Linked DNA regions of Homo sapiens: region 1 is linked to region 2. A link is an interaction called in ENCODE POLR2A ChIA-PET data of the cell type or tissue named here. Cell type or tissue: PC-3. All regions are shown on one strand. Links, peaks and the distances in the headings refer to the core of each region. The heading gives the core; the rest is flanking DNA. Region 1 has its middle 130 kb from the start of FST. Region 2 overlaps ARL15 (ARF like GTPase 15).

Evidence for each region. Peaks named below come from ENCODE experiments on the same cell type or tissue, not always from the same donor. Only the 100,000 strongest peaks of a DNase experiment are listed, where the experiment ranks them.
Region 1: POLR2A ChIA-PET joins it to region 2 with 5 read pairs; 2 of 35 experiments call an interaction of 5 or more read pairs at or near these places.

Annotation. Positions count from the first base shown.
Region 1 is chr5:53,345,336-53,355,740 of GRCh38, reverse strand. No RefSeq gene overlaps it. Among named protein-coding and RNA genes, the nearest start is that of FST, 130 kb to the left of the region's middle. RefSeq lists an enhancer at 3,993-4,592. In PC-3, for the core only: no CTCF peak of the experiment used is centred there; a DNase peak (open chromatin) is centred at 4,560; H3K27ac peaks cover 4,722 bases.
Region 2 is chr5:54,230,663-54,241,067 of GRCh38, reverse strand. All of the region lies in intron 1 of ARL15 (ARF like GTPase 15), which reads left to right. Among named protein-coding and RNA genes, the nearest start is that of ARL15, 75 kb to the left of the region's middle. In PC-3, for the core only: a CTCF peak has its summit at 6,325 (motif pointing right); no DNase peak of the experiment used is centred there.

The DNA.
Region 1 (10,405 bases), core at 1,243-9,242, 890 kb after region 2:
AACAAAGCTATTATTTAATGGAATCTTTCCACTGTGAAACCAAATTATTTTAATTGGCTTAAAATAATAATAAATACTGAAAGCCAAGTACGCGACCTCTGGCCCTGCTGGCGTTTAAGATATCATACTCATCATACTTTCTGGTGAGAGTCTCAGGCCCGTCTCTGAAGAAGGGCCAAATGTAAATAAATTCATCATGTTTAGATCAGGGTTTTGCCAATGTATATTATGTCTCATATAAGCCCTTATTATATAACTTCCTTCTTTGGGTTTTACAGAGTTCTTGTTTGTTGACATTCAGGGTGTGTCTAGAAAGTGTATTTTTGATTCATCCTACTCACCTAGGCAGCGTGCCCTGGACATTAGGGGTTCTGGTTTATACTTCATGGTTTATTTTTTGTGGCTATATATTTCTTACATTTTGTTCATGTGCCCTTGGACTTCTCAGGAAAAGCTTAACAGCTCATTTTTATAAATCAATAAATAAGTAACTAATACATCATGGATCAAAGTCCACAATAGCAGCACTGTAGAGAGATTTATATTGTCCTAGGCACTTATGCACTTATAATGATGATATCCTTGGACCCAAGGCCTAACACATTTTTCATTAGAACTATTAGATTCCATACAAGATCAACAATGACAAACACTCTAGTGAAAATGATGAAAATTTAACAGGCTTCTTTTACAGACTTCAGAGTTTAGTGTTCTCATGTCCTCCTCTGTGGCCTGACTTCTTTCTATATTTCAGAATTCTCTTGTTTGATTTCCAAAAGCTACTCTGTTAATACCTCTTAAATTTAGAGGCATAATTGAAGAAGAATGAAACTTGGAGTTCCCAAATCTTTAACGACCCTCCCAGGAGCCAGGTTAGAAACTCTACCCAGGAGTAAGTATGCCTATCACTCTACATGCTCCAGGTTAAACTTTAGAACCTGTAGTTCAAGAGACGATTTTACCTCTTGTAAAATCTACCAAGTGTTCTTCGGGAAGAGAAGAGGGAGGTTTAGAGGGGCACTGCTTAGGAGTTGTAATGTGGAACATACCCTTTGCATCTGTGGATATTCATCTGCCCTGTTTAGCACTCTCTCAGCTCCTGACATAGTGCCTGGCACATGGGAGAACTCACACATTATTTGTCAAATTCATGAATGAATAAATGCAAATGTTGAAAGCAGGTAGAAAAACCAATAATTTAGTAGGTAGTATTAAATTTCTAACTTATACACATATTACCTATATTTCAAAGCAAAACAAAGGAACATTTGTTGAACAAAGAAAAATAAAGGCCTGACGCAGTGGCTCACGCCTGTAATCCCAGCACTTTGGGAGGCCGAGGTGGGTGGATCACCAGAGGTCAGGAGTTCGAGACTAGCCTGGCCAACATGGTGAAACCTTGTCTCTACTAAAAAATACAAAAATTAGCCTGGCGTAGTGGCATGAACCTATAATCCCAGCTACTTGGGAGACTGAGGCAGGAGAATCACTTGAATCCTGAAGGCGGAGGTTGCTGTGAGCTGAGATTGTGTCATTGCACTCCACCCCAGGTGACAAGAGTGAAACTCCATCTCAAAAAAAAAAAAAAAAAAGAAAGTACAAAGAAACAGGAAAAATGCAGGAGAGGCATACGGTGAACAGAGAGAAGAAACAAGATTACAACACTTTATTCTGATAATGTGACTGAATGTTATGGTATGCCAATGTGCTTAGTGTTCTTGTAAATAGTTTCGTTTTGACATTTTATGATCAGTAGAACTGGGCAGACATAAGCAAAATTATGGTCATTGAAATTTGTCCCAAAATCACCTTTAGAAACTTCCCTTTCATTGTTTCATTTCCTGAAAATAATAATAATATCAACAGCAATAAATATAACTCACAATTTTGAAGCCTTACTCTGAAGCCATACTATGAGCCTAAGGATGCTGTTTATATAACTGCCCTGAATTCTCATGACAACCCTATGAAGTAGGTGCCATTATTCCTCCCATTCGACAGATGAGATGAGGAGGCTTAAAGAAGTCAAGTTTCTTTGCCCAAGATCACACAGCATGCATGTGGCAGATTTGGACCCAGGTGGTCTTCACTCATACCCTCTGCTGGGTGCCCAGTGTCCTTAAAGCATCCTCTTGGTGCCTACAGCCCAACCCCCACTATAGTGCTTCCTCTGGCTCTGAAGCTTCAGGAGTCCTCTAGCATACCTGGATGGGTTCTACCTACTGAATATTTGTGTCCCCTTCCCCTGAGTTCATATGTTGAAATGCTGATTTCCAATGTGATGATATTTGAAGGTGCGGCCTTTGGGAGGTGATTAGGTCATAAGGATGAAGCCCTCATGCATAGGATTAGTGACCTTATAAAGGAAACTCTAGAGAGCTCTACTTATCCCTTCTATGTCAATACACAGAGGGAAGACTGCCATTTCTGAACCAGGAAATGGGCCCTCAACAGATGCTGAATCTGGTGGTACTTTGATCTTGGGGGTCCCAGCCCCCAGAACTGTGAGAAATAAACTTCTGTTGTTTATAACATTTAAGCTATGGTATTCTGTTATAGCAGCCCAAAAGAACAAAGATTAAGGAATTTTCTAATCTCCTGCCCTTTGAAACTTGTCTGTTTTATGTAATTTGGAGCCTACTGTGAGGAATAAATTATTGCTAATGGGTTAAAAGCTGAGAATGAGTTAATCTGTAATTATTCCAAGGAAATTCATTTATGTATTTAACAGAGGCTCCCTGAAGAGTGTGCTTTGCCCAAAGGAAGGACTACACTATTGAGAAGTTCTGACAGTTGGCATATCTCTGAAGAAGGGCACCAATTTGGTCAGGCTGTCTTTTTGGTGCCCTTGACTTCATGGTAAAAAAGCAGATGCCTTTTTGGCTTATGCTCTGGGAAGATGTGACAAGGGAGAGAATGTTGCATGTTCCTTCATTATTTACAAGTAATTCTAGTCATGCTCGTTCGTATGTATGTACTCATTTCACCTTTTGGTTATGAGGGAGAGCACCTAGGAAAGTTTTGGCTTGTATCCCCTGGGGTTTCTCAGGAAAATGGGTAGTTTGAAGGAAAAAAGACTGCTTGCTCATTTTGATTGACATTTGTGCTGATGCAGCAAGCAAACAAGCTTCTCAGTGGGTGAGTGTGTTCCGAATCAATGTCAAAATTCTTCCTTATAGTATTGCCTGTTGTAGTATACGTGTGTGGATGGAGGAAGAGAGATAGGAAAAGAAAAAAAAAGAAAAAGGATTTTTTTAAAACCCTGAATTTATTTAATTTGCAACTGAGTTTACATCCGTGCTTTTCTTTAAGGCATACCATAAATAAAAATTTCAATCTTGAATTAATTGATTTTGACTCTAACTCTATATATAGTCCAATAGTCATGTTGGAAAACTCAGAATAAAGCACAAATGGTAGAAAGAACAGTGATCTTTGAGTCAGAGGTCTGGGTTTTTGGATTCATCCTGCTGTATCCTAGCTTTGAGCACTTGGGCATTAATATGGTTTGCCTCTGTGTCTCCATCCAAATCTCATCTTGAATTGTAACCCGCAGGTGTTGAGGGAGAGACCTGGTGGGAAGTGATTGGATCATGGGGGCAGTTCCCTGCATGCTGTTCTTATGATAGTGAGTGAGTTCTCATGAGACCTGATGGTTTTATAAGTGTTTGGTAGTTCCTTTCTTGCTTATTCTTTCCTTGCCTGCCACCATGTAAGAAGTGACGGTTTCTCCTTCCTCCATGATTGTAAATTTCCTAAGGCCTCCCCAGCCAAGCAGAACTGAGTCAATTAAACTTCTTTCATTTATAAATTGTCCAGTCTCTGGTAGTATCTTTATAGTAGTATGTAAGTGGACTAATACAGGTGAGCTAACTCATCTCTCTGATACCTGATATCTGAAACCCTCTAAGTTTAGACATCCTTTAATTCTATAATTAATGATGTAAATCTTTGCCATTCATAATCCTGTACTTCAAGGATCTCGCCAGTGGTCTTAGGTTAGATTCCACAGTTGCAGATTACAAGACAAAGATTTTAAAAGGAACTAATTTTTTAAAGGCAAGTGATTTTTAAAGGAAGTGTCACAGGGAAGTTCAGGGAATGAATGGGAAGCAGGACAGGAAGTAGGAAGCCAAACAAAGATCCATCTCAAGGTTCTGCTGAACATTTCATCAGCCTTATCCACAGGGGGGCTCTGGAGTGCAAGTTGTGCCACAGAGTTGTCATGACACATCCAGGGGAGCTGGGTTTCCTACCCCTGCACTCCTTGAAGGCCATTTTGTCTCCTCTGCTCTCTCTCTCTCAATCACTTGAATTTTGGGTTTCTCCCAAGCATGCATGCGAAGAGACTCTAGTAGCCTGAGCAGTTCTTCTAAAAAGAGTAGGTGCTGGTTATTGGAAGTGAAGTATTACCAACGGAGAATGGCACACAAAAATGGAGAATGATTTGAGGAGATCTGGGCGGAACACTATTTTACTCTATGCTACTGTACACTGTGAGAAGACTCATGACATGACTAACTGACTGTCAACATTAAATATACAGGGAGAGAAAGATGGTAAACAAGGCTTAGAAAGAAACCACTTGAGGCTAAATACCATTGTCAGACCAAATCACTTCTTATCCTCAGGTCTGATTGCTTGCAGAGCTACAGGACATAACAAAGGGCACCAACAGTATCTGCTACTATGTGGAACTCAGATTCCCTCTTAGTTCTGTATGTTTAACATTTTTCACATTACTTATAAAGCAGAGATAACATTAGGGTAAAAGTTACCTGCTCTTTCTGTATGGAGTCCAGAATCTTATAAATGAGAATATGGTAAAAGGTAAATTGCACGAAGGGTAAAAACAAACTAACAAAAAGATCACGAAGGGAATCTACAAATATCCAAATATTCTTAAAAGCAAAGACATTTATGTTCAATTTTCAGGTTATGGTTTTATCCCTCCTCAGGCATACTTATTTTTTTAATGAGCTACTTAATTTTCTTGCAAGACACCTACATACTTAAAATGTTTCCCTTATGAATCAATTTTTTATTTGACAGAAGTGAAGATACTTGTGCCCATAAAAAATGCCATGTGTTTTTGAAGTGTTAGAAAAAACAGCTCTTTGGCACTAAACAAAGCTGAGGCAGGAACGCAGGACAGCAGCTGCAGAATGACAGAAAAAAATGTAAGATAATGAGCCATGTGAGAGAATGTATAATTTAATGTGGGGCCTCGAAGCAAAGGGAGGGAGGAGGACCGTAAATGAGAAAACAGTTAAAAATAGTGACTAAAATGACTTTAAATCCGATAAAACAGAAAATGAATCAATTAGTGCTTAAGCGTTGGAGGAGGCATGATGTTGTGAGAGAATCTGGAAAAGGCTGACAGATTTTTAGTCTATGAATTTAAATTCATAGGACCAACAATTTCTCTGCCTAGAGAGATTTACATGCTGTTTTTTCTTCTCATACTAGTTTACAAAATGACTTCCTTTCTATTCCACTTTCTGAGATGTGAGGCAATCTGTTAGAAAAGCCTCAGTTTTCAGTTTTCTGAAAACATTCCCCAAGATGTATGGCAAAATGTGTTTAAGTTTTAGAAAATTCCCGTAACTCCTGCTAAACTGTGGCTCTCTCTGCATATGGATATTAGAGGTGCTTTTTAGGAGTTGACTGAGTTGGCTCTTTGTGGCAGGTTGATGGAATTCTGGAAAATAGCATGTGGCCCTCTCTGATGCCTTTTTACTTCTTCCTGGCATTTAATTATATTATCCACTTCCCTGTGTATTCGATCCTCTAACAATAACATCCAGAGTCTTCCTGGTGAGTGCTTATTCCGTGGGAAGTTATGGAAAGCTTTTAAAAACTTGAAAGCTTTGAAGAACAGCTTGGCTAGCTGTCTTCCTGGAATGGTTTAACTGATGCTTGCCTTGATGGAAGAGGCCTAGACAACTTCTAGTAACCCTTCCCATTTCTAGGAAAAGAGTGTGTTGTCCATAACAAATACTTACTCACTGCTGTTGGAATATATGAAGGGATAAAACAGTATGAAAATGAGGTTCAGGGGTTAGGCCCCAGAAAATGACATTTTCACCTTAGAATTTGGGGACCATAAGAAACCTTTTATTTTGAACTAAAAATTCATTCTAACAAATATTTTTTCTTACTTGTAAGTTTCTACATTTTCATAATTCTAGCCCTGAATCCATCTTATAATAGATGTGTACTTCTAATGAGTTAACTTTCCAGTTTTTTTCCCCAATTTTCCCCTAAATTGATGGTATTTATAACAATCAACTTAGCCCTGAGGAAGCATGAGAGATAACATGTTTCTAAGAACTCAGAAATTGTTCCAACCTTATCTCGTTTATTGCAAGAATATATTTTGTAGAGAAATATGTATCCGAATTTTGTGACCAGCTTTGGTTTTCAATCCTTAGCTATTTATATTGAAGTAGTATTTCTAAAATAAGGTTTATGAACCCACTGCCTTGGAATCACCTTGAATGCTTCTTAAAATTCAGTTCCTTGGACTTCTTAAAATTCAGATTCCTGGACTCCAAAACAAACCAATCAAATAGAATTAGAGGGCTTGAGCCTTGAAATCTGCATTTTCCCCAGCTCCCGTGGTAATTCTTCTGAATGTGAAAAGTTGGGAGCTACTGGCCTGAGTGCAGAGTGAACCCCAGGCAAAATTGTGCAGTAGTCTTCAGTGAGGTTTGACTGCTTTTGTGTGTTCCTGCATTGCCTTCTGCCCCTCTGCTTGTTATTTCCATCCTTCAACATGCAATTCTGTAATGCATCAATGACTTGATTTGCTGCCCATCCTGATTTGTGTATTTTAAAAAACAGGACTTCTGAGGACAGCCTAAATGACTGCCTCTGTAATGACTGCCTCTGTAATGGTGGACTTTTAGCCACTGTGACAACGGAGTTTTTTGGGGCCAGAGAAACTTCCCAGCAACCATCACATCACTAGCGGAACTCACAAATGAATTTACCTACTCTCCAAGTGGCTTTTCTTAAGCCACTTTGTGTAAAGTCCCCGGAAGCAGGCACCTGGATAAGGGTGAGGGAACACTACAACAGCAATCTTTTAACTCCCACTGTCTCTTTAAAAGTTTTGAATTAGGGAAAATTCTTTCCCTCCACCAGAGGAAAACTTGCACAGTTCCATGACTTATTTGGTCCTTAAAGTGAAAAAAAAAAAAAAATACAGTCTCAATGGAGACATTTACTGTGTCTAGTTTCAGGTAATAATCAAAACTTAGAAGTTGATTTAAAACTAAATCTTCCTTTCTACCCAGCTAGGCCTTGCTTTGGGCTGTCTCCTTGGAGTGGCCTTTCTCTTCTTTTTTCCCATCTGGCATTTCTCTTTCTTTCCTAGCATGATAACTGTTATTTCTTATCCTGCCAGGCTTGGGCCAAGGGGATATTGGAGAATTCAGAGGGATAGGAAGGTTCTTACTTGACTGGTAGGGTTCTGAGATGGTTGGGCATTCTGAACCTGGAATGCTTCACCTAGTTCTTCTGAAACTGCCACTGGGTACCTTTGACTGCATGCCTTGTGATATGGGTGATGCATTTTTCTCAAGTTGTCTGTTCCCTCCTTAGTCCATGATTTTCTCCCCTCTCTCCTTCTTTTGCTAACTCTCTTTTCCCTCCTTTCTTCTTCTCTTTCTTTTTAGAATCTTTTTTCCTTGTTGGATCACTCCACCCAGACTGGCTTACCATGAGACAGTCCTCTTGAGAAGTATTTTATATGGCTTAAAAATCAGTTTTCTCTCTTATTTGTGTCAATGTGCATGCCTCTTTTACCTCAACAAGTTCTGGGGATGTAGGCAGATTCCAGTACAGCTGCAGCCTCTCCTTTGCCTTGGACTAGCCAGCTAGCTGTTTCAGTTACCTATTGCTGTGTAACCAACAACTCACACAGTGGCTTCAAGTAATAGTGACTTATCATGTCTTAGAGTTCTTTGGGTAGGCTGGTTGGGTTTTCTACCAGTTTTTCCTGGGCTTACTCATGAGCTGGATTCAGCTGGAGGGTTGACTGGGCTGAACCCTCTCAGTTTATACATCTAAAGTTAATGCTGGCCATTGACTGGGGTGCCTCTCCTTGCCCTCTATCCCCACCCCACCCTGTGTTTTTCATCCTCTGGCAGGTGAGATTGATTTCCTAAATGGTGGTCTTGATGCACTGCCCAAGAACCAGCAGTGGAAATTGCAAGGCTTCTTAAGGCCCACACTTTTAAGTCACATTACATCACTGTTAGCAAATTTTTTGGTCAGGACAAGTCTAAAGACCAGCCCAGATTCAAGGGCTGAGGAAGTAGACTTCATGTCTTGATGGAAGAAGTAACAAAATCACAATGCAAAAGAGCTTGAATATATGATGAAAGGAATTTGTGGTCATATTTTGTAATCCACTACACCAGCTTTTTAGTTTTCCAGATATATGCCAAACACTAGTTCAATGGGTCCCTGTAACTGCAGAAGACATGTGTGGAGCTCTCTGAGTGATTCTGTGGAATAAACTCCCTTACGCTGGGCTTGAGGGCAGGCAAGATGAAGGGTAGAAGGGCACACAGAGCTGCTCATTCAAAAGAAATACTCTGCAAACATCCTTCTAATTTCTAATGTCCCCATCCTTTCACACCATCATTGTGGGTGAGGTGTTTAAGAGTTAAGTAACACGATTGCAGATGACTCTTTTGTAAGCTCTTTACCTCCTTTAAAATGCAATATTTATTGTCTTCGGTGTCTTAGCCATAAATTTATTTTAGCATTTTCTTATACTTGAAAAGGATTTCCAGTGGGAACATCTCTAACTTCTGAGCAAACAATAACTACTAGTGCAGCTTTGTTGTCATATGGGTCAAAGTCTGACTCTCATATTTGCTGATTACTTCTTCCCACTGAGCCTTAAATGATCATGTCTGCAATGGGACTAATGAAACATACATCATATAAGGCTGTTTTGACAATCCCATTTCTTTCTTTTTTTTTTTTTTTTTTGACAGAGTCTCACTCTCTCCCTCTATTGCCCAGGCTGGAGTGCAGTGGCGTGATCTTGGCTCACTGCAACCTCTGCCTCCCGGTTTCAAGCAATTGTCCTGCCTCAGCCTCCTGAGTAGCTGGGACTACAGGCACGTGCCACCATTTCCTGCTAATTTTTGTATTTTTAGTAGAGATGGGTTTTCTCCATGTTGGCCAGGCTGGTCTTGAACTCCTGACCTCATGATCCACCCACCTTGGCCTCCCAAAATGCTGGGATTACAGGCATGAACCACCGTGCCCAGCCTCATTTCTCTTTTCCTGTGAATTATCTACTGTGCCTACATGACCCACTTCTTGCTAATTACATGTAAGATGAAGTTTGTTTGGGGTTTCCACAAAAGGCTTGAAAGAAGATGGCTCTTTCCTTTGACCCTCTTTCTTTGTTTTCCTAGTTTAGATGCTACTACGTAAGGACATGATATCTAGAGCTCAGACAGTCATCTCTTGACTAAGAGGTGACAAGTCTAAGGGCCAAAGGCCAATTCATGGAGAAGAGTGGAAATGTGGGATTGGAAGAAGATCCTGGCTGAGCCACTGAACTAATCTGGAAATGCCACTCCTAGGATTCTTATTATGTGAGAGAGAAAAATGTTTTTATTATTTTGTTACTGATGGTGGAGTATTTTACCTGCAACTTAAAGCATCTTCATTGATATAGTGGCTACTGTTATGGTAGGGAATAAATTAGTACTCAACTTTTTCAGATGAATTAAAAAAATAAGTAAAATGAGACTGTGAGAGTTAAATATGTTAAATGAGGCTTGCTATTAATTAGTAGAAGATAGATGCCTGACCTCTAACTCCAAAAAACATTTCTAATCAGCTTTTAAAAATGAGCACCTACTAATGAAGTCCCTAGAAAGCACCTTCTTCCATGCCCTATGTTCTTGATGTCTGTCCCTTTCTATTTTTACTTTTTTTCTAGCAAGTTGTCTGTATAAGATTTTGTAGCCTGGAAATAAATATTTGTAATATGTAAATATATGTGTGGTTTTTTTTTCCCCAGGCTGAGTGCAGTGCGTGATCATAGCTCACTGTAACCTTGAACTCCTGGGCCCAAGCAATCCTCCCACCTCAGCTTCCCAAGTAGTGTGACTACAGGGGCATGCCATGACACTTAATTATTATTATTATTATTATTTGTAGAGATGGGGTCTTGCTATCTTGCTGTGTTGCTAGTGCTAGTCTTGAAATTCTGGCCTCAAATGATGCTCCTACCTCGGCCTCACAAAGTGTTGGGATTACAGGCATGAGTCACTGTGCCTAGCCAAATATTTTTTACTTAACCAAAAATTGAGATATATGTTCTGAGAAAGTGATCTTGGAAAAGTTGCTTAAATTATCTGTGCCTCAG
Region 2 (10,405 bases), core at 1,560-9,559:
TTTGGAGACTTTGTTAAAATGACTGTTTATTTATTGTCAGATTACTGATGGGATGTGAGTAATTTCAGAACTCATTTAGTACCATATCTAACTAGTACCAATTGAGTACTTTTTATCTGAAATGCGTGGGATCAGAAGTGTTTTGGCTTTTGGATTTTTGCAGATACTTTAACCGTTTGAGCATCCCCAATTCAAAAATCTGAAATCCCAAAACCTTCAATGAACACTTTCTTTGAGTGTCATGTTGACGCTCACAAAATTTTGGATTTTGGAGCATTTCAGATTTCGGAGCTTTGTGGATTTCGGAGCTTTGTGGATTTCGGATTAGGGATCCTCAACTTGTATTTTGAGAGGATTTCAAATCATGAGAAGGGTCCTTATTGCGAAGGCCAGTCTTTCACATGTTCACCCAGTTTTTTGAGTGCCTGGCACAATGCTAGGCATTGAGGATTTGATGGTGAACCAGAAACTTCCTAGTCTAGATGGCAGGGAGTGGGAATGGTGTTGGTAAACTCCTAAACGAACACTTGCAATACAGTATGTTAGGCAACACAATCTTTTAGGTGTTGTGAAAAGGACATAAGTAGGTTTCTGTGCAAGCGTGGATCAACGATACTTGATGTACCTTACAGTGGGACTTTTGATCCTTTTTAATTCTGCAAGTGTCCCCACTCTACCTGCATGTATACTCAGACATGTGCTTGTGGAAAATATTTTTTAATTTGAAGTAAATTAAAATTTTGATGATTTAATGACACCTTTTGAGCCAACTGATGACTTGAATATTACAAAGCAAAAAAAAAAAAATTATTGGCGATGTGTTTTTTTTTTTTTTATTTTTGAGATGGAGTCTCGCTCTGTCGCCCAGGCTAGAGTGCAGTGGCGCGATCTCGGCTCACTGCAAGCTCCGCCTCCCGGGTTCATGCCATTCTCCTGCCTCAGCCTCCCGAGTAGCTGGGACTACAGGTGCCCGCCACCACACCCGGCTAATTTTTTGTATTTTTAGTAGAGATGGGGTTTCACCGTGTTAGCCAGGATGGTCTCGATCTCCTGACCTCGTGATCCGCCTGCCTCGGCCTCCCAAAGTGCTGGGATTACAGGCCTGAGCCACCGCGCCCGGCCGATGATGTGTTAGAATTAAGTTCTACTCTCCAGTGAACAACAGTTCAAACAAGTTAGAAAGTTATTTCTGTCCCAGGGAAACAGACTTGCAGGTAAATAGTCTAGGGCTAGTATGGGGATTCCTAACCTTCCAGGACCCAGCCTCCCATCTCGTTGCTTCACCATCTGCAATGGTGGCTTAAACATCATTGTCCAAAATGGTTATTTGAGCTAAAGCCATCACTCCCACGTTTCAGACAGTAGAAAGGAAGAAGAGCAAAAAATATGCCCCCATTTTTTAAGGAAACATTCTAGAATTTAACTTCTTTTTGTCCTCATATTTCAGAACATAGACATATGGTCACACTTAACTACAAGTGAGGCTGGAAAACACATAAGCCTATGTACTCAGTTCTCTCACTACAAAAGAGAGGAGAATATATATTGGGGAACCCCTGGCAGCCTCTTCTACAGGGACACAGACTCCCTTATGCCAATCCAGAGAAACCAAAGACTTACTGAGCATTTCTTTGAGGTGATTCTTTACTCGTGTAAGTCTTAAGTGTATCATCTTAGCTACACTAACAATTGGGGGGTGGAAAAGAGTCTTTTCCAACTGATACATACCAATATTTTACTTCAGAAGAGATACCTGAACTGTATATTTCAGATGGCATTTTTAAAATCCAATGCCTAGGATAATAGGGTTAGTTACTTTTCCAAAAAAAAAAAAAATGGCATTCATAAAAGCCTTTTCCCTTGCCATTGCCCAAAGATAAGTCAATTTCCTATCTATTAATAGTTGTACAGCTAGTCTGTCTTTTTCGGATGTTATAAATTGACCTAAATGTCGTTTCCACCATGGAGGGTGCTAGAGGGATGGAGTCAAACACCTTTGATTGTAGAGTCAGAGGACCTCATCTGAGTCTTGATTCTGTCACTCACTAACTGCTGTATTACTTAGAAGAGTCATTAATGGCTTAGTTCCCCATCAATGACTATAAAAGTGGCACCTTGGTATTTTACCTCAGGATGATTGCTATGGATTAGATTAGAAAACTCTAACTTGAATGTCAAAATGAGTTCATTTCATCTCGGTCTTTGCCAGTCGTCAACATCAGGCCCCAAACCTTTGACAGAGTCAGTCTACCCTGAGTCAAGCGTTCCTGTTTCTGAGGATACCTTTTTAGCTCATGAAATGAGTTGATTACATTCTTTATTACAACAACCTGATCTGTTTCCTTTGCGAGTGATTTGGAAAACACTTTTCATTTAACTTTTACTCAAGGTTTTTCTTGTTCTTTGAAGTGACAGTTGGTCTGTGAAGTCGGCTTAATGTCAAAGTCAGGTTATTGAGTCAGCTGCTGAAGAATATAAACTTAAGATGGCTTTAGAGATAGCCACTCATTCTAGTGCTCTATGTTCCTAAAAAATATTCTCTGGCGGAGTGATACAGGAAGAAAGGGGCATCCTGCGAGACTCAAATTCACAGACTTGACTTGGAGCTGGTTTTAGAAGTCGGGAAGGTTTCACTCACCGTCGGCTTCCTCAGGGTTCCAACGGTTGCTGGGTTCTTTATTATTCTTATTGTTTTTTGTGATTGTTGTGTGTATTAGGGCCAGGTTTAGGCTAAAGAGTATTTCAGGCTCAGAAGCTGGAGCTAGCAGTGCTGGGGTCACGTGCAGTGTTTCCAGGGCACAAAGGGTCAACCCCTGAATCTGGGCTTATAAAAAATTGAGTGACTTTGGCATGAAAAATTAAGTGACTGGGTTGCTCCCTCGTTTTCCATTCCCATTTTGTTTTTTAACTTTGTTAAACTCAGGGGTGGGGTAACCATAATGCCAGGAAGGATGTTGGGGAGTTAGTGATATGGAAAGAATGGTCAGATGCTTTCCTTCATCCTTTGAATGCTCTTCCCTGCCCCTAAAAATATAAAGATTTAAAAATTATTATTATAGTAAACGTCCTCTGGTACTCTTGTGGATTTGTTTTTTCTATTTAAAATTCAAATCCCAGTGGAATTATTTTAGAGTAAGTAGTGAAGTAGGGATGCAACTTTGCTTTTCCCCCTCATATGGTTAGTTGGTTGCCCAGCCCCATTTGGTGAGTCATCCATCTGTTTCCCGCTTTTTGACATGCTACATTAACCGTAGATACGACAGTGATCATTTTTGGCTAAAAAATTATTTTTGAAGGTTTGGCAAATTCAAGACAAATTCTACAAAGGATCACCCGCATTTCTTCTAGTCAGCTGAAGTAGTGCCCTCAGGTGGTAACAGTCTTAAAAACACAGTTTGCATTCTCTGTGCCAGGTTTCAGATTGTGTTATTCTTGATGCGTTTTTACTGACTTTATTAATAGTCTTCTTTCCTTTTAAATAGACAATACTAATTTACATAAAATGCTACTGCTTTTTGTTATTCCCTGTATGTACTTAGATGTATTCCCCCTTTTTGGTGTCTATATTGATCTACCTGTCTGATCATGCATTGTCAGCATGCTGTTTCTATTAAGATAATTGTATAATGTTCTAATACTTCAGGGTACTTCTCTACCAATAGGGAAGTTGTATTAGTCCATTCTCATGCTGCTAATAAAGACATACTAGAGACTGGGTAATTTATAAAGAAAAAGAGGTTTAGTGGACTCACAGTTCCACATGGCAGGTGAGGCCTCAGGAAACTTACAATCATGGCAGAATGGGAAGGGGTAGCAAAGGCATGCCTTGCATGGTGGCAGGCAAGAGAGCATTTGCAGGGGAACTCCCCTTTATAAACCCACCAAATCTCTTGACACTTATTCACTATCACGAGAACAGCTGGGGGAAAACCCACTCCCATGATTCAATTACCTCCCACCAGGTCCCTCCCACAACACGTGGGGATTATGGGAGCTACAATTCAAGATGAGATTTGGGTGGGGACACAGCCAAACCATATCAGAAGTGAAAAGAGTGGAAAAGGAGAACAAACAATTCCTTTGTACACATCATTTTCACTCATGTTCCAATGATGTCGTACGGCCATACCTGGCTGCAAAGGAGTCTGGAAACTGCATTCTGTAGTTGAGTGGCTATGTGTCCAGCTAAATTTTATTCACAAGGAAGATACCAAGGTTCAGCATGCTCTGGTGGGACACTTTTCACTTTAGACAAATGTCTAAATACAAATATTAATGGAAGTAGGCTTAAAATAGATAAAAGATTAAAGAGTTTTAATTACTTGAAGAAAAGAAGGATTTTGTTTAAATGAATGTATGCACTGGGCAATATATGATTAGAGAGTGAAACACTGGCACATTATAAAGGACCAGTAGAATTTCACAGAAGTGTTGCCAATAGAAATTTATTTTTGGCCAGTCTGCTCCATCTACCTAAGTTGTTGACTTGAAGACATTGTGTGTTCAGATTAGAATGACAGACGAAGCATACATATTGTTTCTGTCTTTTTGCGTCTGATGCTCAAATTAAAATTGGATGAGTATGCTCCTTAGTGGTTGTAGTTTGGTAATACTACTGATTTGTGTGTGTGTGTGTGTGTGTGTGTGTGTGTGTGTGTGTCTGTGTTTAGTTTCAGTTCAACTCGGCCACTTCCAGTTGAGATTAATAAAGCCAGTTATTCACTTAAAGTACCTGTACCCACCAGGCTGTATGGCTGAGGCTAGATCTATAAAAACTCAAAGCTAGAAAATGCTTCCATAACTATGACAGTATCTCAGCACTTCAGAAATTATAGAATTTGAGAGTTTAAAAAGGAACATAGTTATCCGATCAGACACTATCAGTTGGAAGGAGTAGCTATCTCTGCCAGAGTTTAAAAGTGGCAGAGAGGATTTTATATACCACTTCAGCTTGCATTATCATCAGAGGAATCAGACATTGTGTTCTGGTGATAAAGCCATTTAAAAAATTTTCTTTTCCAGTCTAATGATTTAAAAACCAAATAGCTATATCAAATTTCTTATTGTTACTCAAACCTTTTAATGTCCTAGTTGATGAAATAACAATTCCCATTTCATACAGTTCTTTGAATTAATTATAACTGTAATTTCCTTAAAAATTCCATATTTGATTATTTTGAATTAAAAATGCTCACAGCATCTTAACAGTATAGAAGTATAGTCAAATGCCCTTCCATTATTTTTGCTACTAATGCATATTCCTTGCCAGAAATAACAAATGTTAATACTTTACTATAGCCCGGGGTGGTGGCTCACACCTGTAATCCCAGCACTTTGGGAAGCCAAGACAGGCAGATCATTTGAACCCAGGAGTTCGAGACCAGCCTGGGCAACATGTTGAAGCCCTGTCTCTACAAAAATTATAAAAATTAGCTGGGTGTGGTGGCACATGCCTATATTCCCAGCTACTTGGGAGGCTGAGCCCAGGAGCAAGGCTGCAGTGAGGCATGAGCGAGCCACTGTACTACAGCTTGGGTGACAGAGCGAGACCTTGTCTCAAAAAAAAAAAAAAGGTTTAACTATAGAATTAACGTGCATATGTGCTCATAAACATGGGTACACGTGCGTACATTTTTTAAAACATAAATTAGATCATGCCACCCGTTATTCTGTGACTACATTTTTTAGTTTAACCATATATTTCAGACTTCTTTCCATGTCATTACATTATTTTATCTGATAAGGTTGAGTGTATTTTTACACTGTTTTTCTTATGTCATCCTAGAGAAAGATGCATAGAATTAAATCCTTTTAACATTAACATACAGAGTTAAAAGTATACCCCAAGCATTGGTTCTTATCCTTCAAAGGTCCTTTTTCAGATTTTGTGAAGGCCATTGGAATGCCCAGGTTGTAAGTTGAGTGTAGTTTTAATATTTGGAAATTGAACTAATAATAATCCCAACTTTATCCATGTTAATGCTTCTATGTATTTAAAGTTATAAGTAGTTAATAAGACATAATTTGAACAGATTATTTTGGATAGCCGATGTATAATCAATTCATAGGAATTTAAGAAAGAAGTTTTTTGTGTGTGACCTCAGGTTTACTTTTGCATTTAGTTATGAACTACATTCAAACTAGATTTGGTTTCACATTTTCTTAGCTCTTTTAAAAACATATTATCAAAAAATTAAAATTAATTTCCCTATGCTCATATATTATTATTTTATAATCTGAATTTTCTGGGACGGAGTTGTAATTCTTCTGACAATCCAATAAATTTATTTTGTGTTCTGTGAGCTTACAAGTCCACTAGAGGGTGCATTTTACTCTTTTTTGACACAGACAGAAATTTAAGTCCATAATTTTGTTTCACTTTCACAGAGCTAGTTGGGTTAACAGCTTTGGAAAGCAAAGTCCCTTAAATTCTTAAACATGGACACTAGGAGACTGTTGTACAAAAACATAATTCATTAGTATAAAGCAACCATATCATTATTAAAATAGTGGCCTTACCAGTGGATGCTATTGTAGGATGCAGAAGGGAGCACGGTGGGGTGGGGATGTCTAGGGAAGCTTCATGGGCAAGATGGGATCTGTAGTGTTCAAACACCTGGTGAAGTCAAACTTTTTGGTCTCAGGACCCCTTTACACCATTGATAATTATTAAGGCTCCCAAATAGCTTTTATTAATGTGGGTATTGATATTTAATGTTCTAGCAATTAAAATTTTTTTTTTTTTTACTAATGCATTTAAAAATAACAATAGTAACGGGCCAGGCCTGGTGGCTCAAGCCTGTAATCCCAGCACTTTGGGAGGCTGAAACGGGCGGATCACCTGATGCCAGGAGTTCGAGACCTGGCCAACATGGAGAAACCCCATCTCTACAAAAATAAAAAAATTAGCCGGGCTTGGTGGCACGCGCCTATAATCCCAGCTACTTGGGAAGCTGAGGCAGGACAATTGCTTGAATCAGGGAAGCAGAGGTTGCAGTGAGCTGAGATCTTGCCGTTGTACCAGCCTGGCAACAGAGCGAGACTGTCTCAAAAAATAAATAAAAATAAACCCATTACATGTTAATATGAATAACATTTAAATGAAAAAGAACTATATTTTCCAAAACAAAAATTAGTGAGAAAATGGCATTGTTTTACCTCTTTGCAGATCTTTTTAATGTCTGGGTTAATAGAGGGCAGCTAGAGTCTCATATTTGCCTCTGCATTTAATCTGTTGTGTGTTTTGGTTAAAGTATGTGAAGAAAATTCAACCCCACGCAGCTATGAAGTTGGAAAAGAATATTTTAATAGCCTTTTCTGATAATTGTGAGTAGTCTTCTGTGATTCTATATCTAAACAATCAAATGGTAGTTCCTTAGGGGCTAGTTGCCATGTGGAACCTGAAACCATATCAGTGAACTTATTCTAGTTAGTTATGTTAAAAGCCAGTAGTCTCTCTTGGACCTTGAAAGACTCTTTTGCTCAGGCATGACTTTGTAATATTACACATTGGTCTTGGAAAATATTGGTTCATCTAGTTATGTAAATCTTCCAAATGTTAACACAATATCAGTCTTGTAAATATGTCAAGTTCATGATGGCAGATACAAGTTTTCTAAGAATTTAATTTTCATTTGAAAGCTTGAATTTTATCACTGGCAACAAATACTAACAGTTGTTTTCCTTGAATTGACATGCCCACTTCATTTATTTTTAAGAAAATATCTGTGAAATACCCAAGTTCGAATAATTATAGTTTGCCTGTAAGTCATTTTTTCAAGTAAAAATGGTGTTCCATGAAAAGAGAAGTTAGTTAGGTTCACGAGTACTTTTCCTTGAGACAACCCTTAGACTTTTACATAGAGCAGAAATGTTTTGTATGTATTTCATCACACAGAATAGTAACGTGTCAAGATTTAATAAAATTGATAGTTTACTGCTTCATCAAGGCCATTTTTATGTAAAACACAATGGCAGCTGGTAGAGTTTGGTGCCACCAGCATGATTTGTGCTAAAGGGCCAGCAGTTTCACTCACTCACTCTCTCCATCAATGTTAATGCAAACACAATGCAAGAGGTAAATAATGTCTTAGTATGATGACATTAGTTTTGATCCTGCAGATCCTCTGAAAGGGTCTTGGGGACCCTCAGGAGTCCATGCACACATTGAAAACGGCTGGACTAGGAGAAGCATAGAACTGGGTGTTGTGAAGCCATTGCAAACAAGGATGGTGTATGAGGGCAGGGGTGAACATGAGTGTCAGCCGAACAAGGGGCTGAGGGTAGACTCCAATTGATGGCTCTTGTGGGAATAGAGGAAATCAGAGGAGAAAAGAATGTGTCTTGAAGGCAGAGCAGACCGGAGAGGTCCCTGAACACAAGTTCTGAGAAGCAATTTTGTGGCTTTCCTGGTAGGTGGGCATGCGTCTTTAATTAAGCACCCCTGCCCTTCCCACTCTGCCCTGTTTCTCCCATATTTCTACCTGTTGGTTCTATTTTTACCCCCAAATGCAGCATAAGGCTCTGCTTTCTCCTGTGCAGCCTTTCAAATATGAACTTAGGGTCTTGAGGCCCAGTGGAAGGGAGCTTCGAATGTCAGAACAACTGGAAACTTTTTTCCATAGATAGTAAGGAGCCATTGCTTACTCTGGTCTCTCCTTCCCTTCCTGTTTTTCTGCCTACCTTTTTGAGAATGGCATTTGACAATGATATTTATTGAAAGAGCACTATGTATTAATAGTGCTCTTGGGTTATGTTAGGGTTGCAGCCGTGAACAGACAGCCTCAGTACCTGCTGTCAAAGAGCCAAGAATCTAGTAAAGGATACAGGCAAATGTGGTCAGGATCATGGGAACATTTGGTGAGGGCCTCTAATCCCAGAGGGGAAAGGGCTTGCAGGTCAGATTGCAGGACTTTTTGGAAGAACTAAGACTATGGAGGCTGAGACTTAAAGAGTGAGGGGTTAGTTAAGCAAAAGGTATAGGGAGCCTAAGGAAAAGGAGAGGGTTCTGGAGAGGGCTCCACAAGGATTTGGATTTAGAGACAGCACATGAGCAGTCAGTGTGGCCGCAGCGTAGACTGCTAAGTGGTCAGGCCTTCACTTGAGATTGGAGAGGGAGTATGGACTGAATTGTGTCTCCCCAAGTTCATATGTTGAGGCTCTGTCCCCCAGTGACTACGTTTGGAGATAGGGTCTATATGGAGGGAATTAGGGTTAAATGAGGTCTTAAAAGTGGGGCCCTAATCTGATACTACTAGTGTCCTTATTTTAAAAACACCAGAAAGCTCCCTCACTCTCCACACTCATGCACCAAGGAAAGGCCATGTGAGGACAAAGTAATGGTTTGCTAGCCAGAAATAGAGCCCTCATCAGAAACTGAACCCTCTCAAACTTTGATCTTGGACTTTCCGACCTGCAGAACTGTGAGAAAATACATTTCTGTTGTTTAAGCCACCCAGGGTCTTGGTATTTTGTCATGGTAGCCTAAGCTAAGATAAGGAGTTACCACCCAGAGAAGCTGATGAGCTCTGCCAGCCTTGTTAAGGAGCTTGGTTTTTATTTTGAGGGTTTTGGTGAGACATCAAAATGTTGTAAGAAGCAGAGTGAAAGATTATTCAAGGTGAAGTGTGAGGGATGGATTGACTGGGGCTGTGCAGATAAGAGTGTTATGAGAGAGACAGAGAAGTGGATGTTATAGGCTGGATGAGGGTGGCAGAAGTGGGCAGTGGGGATTGAGAGAAACTTGGTTTCGAGAAACAGTTTAATAGTTTTGTAGACTTGAAAATTGGTGACTGGATGGGTCAGTGAAGGAGAATGAGGAGTCAGGACTTCCAGGTTTCTAGGTGGGTGATCCTTGTTCACTGAACTAGAGAACAGCAGAGCAGCAAGTTGAGAGGAGCCAAGGGTGCATTTGGTTTTCATCATGATGAGTTTAATGTGTTTGTGGGATATCCACGTGGAAACATTCCCCAAGCAACTGGCTTATACAGTGCTGGAGACCAGAAAGAGCAGGGGAAAGAGGGAGAGAGAGAAAGAGGAACAGAGAGCAGGAGAGAGAAATGGGCTACTGATCTAGGTAAAAATGCTATTAGTGAGATTCTGTAGTGGCAATGGCCAAATCACTTAATTCCTCTCAATATTTCTTTCATCTCCTGTAAAATAGAAATAGTATTTTTTTTGCTTACCTACCAAGCTGTTATATACTCAAAAATAAAACTAAAATAGAAAATATGGCAAAAGCACATTGTAACTACAAAGGACTGCACATATTTGAGTAATTTATTATACTGGGATCTCTAAGGGAAAATGCTGGATGCATAGGAACAAGAAAAAGGCCCTAGGGAGTGAGAACCTGGATGAGGGCGCACAGAGGGAGAGGACAGGATTACAGGGAAGACTTGCTCAT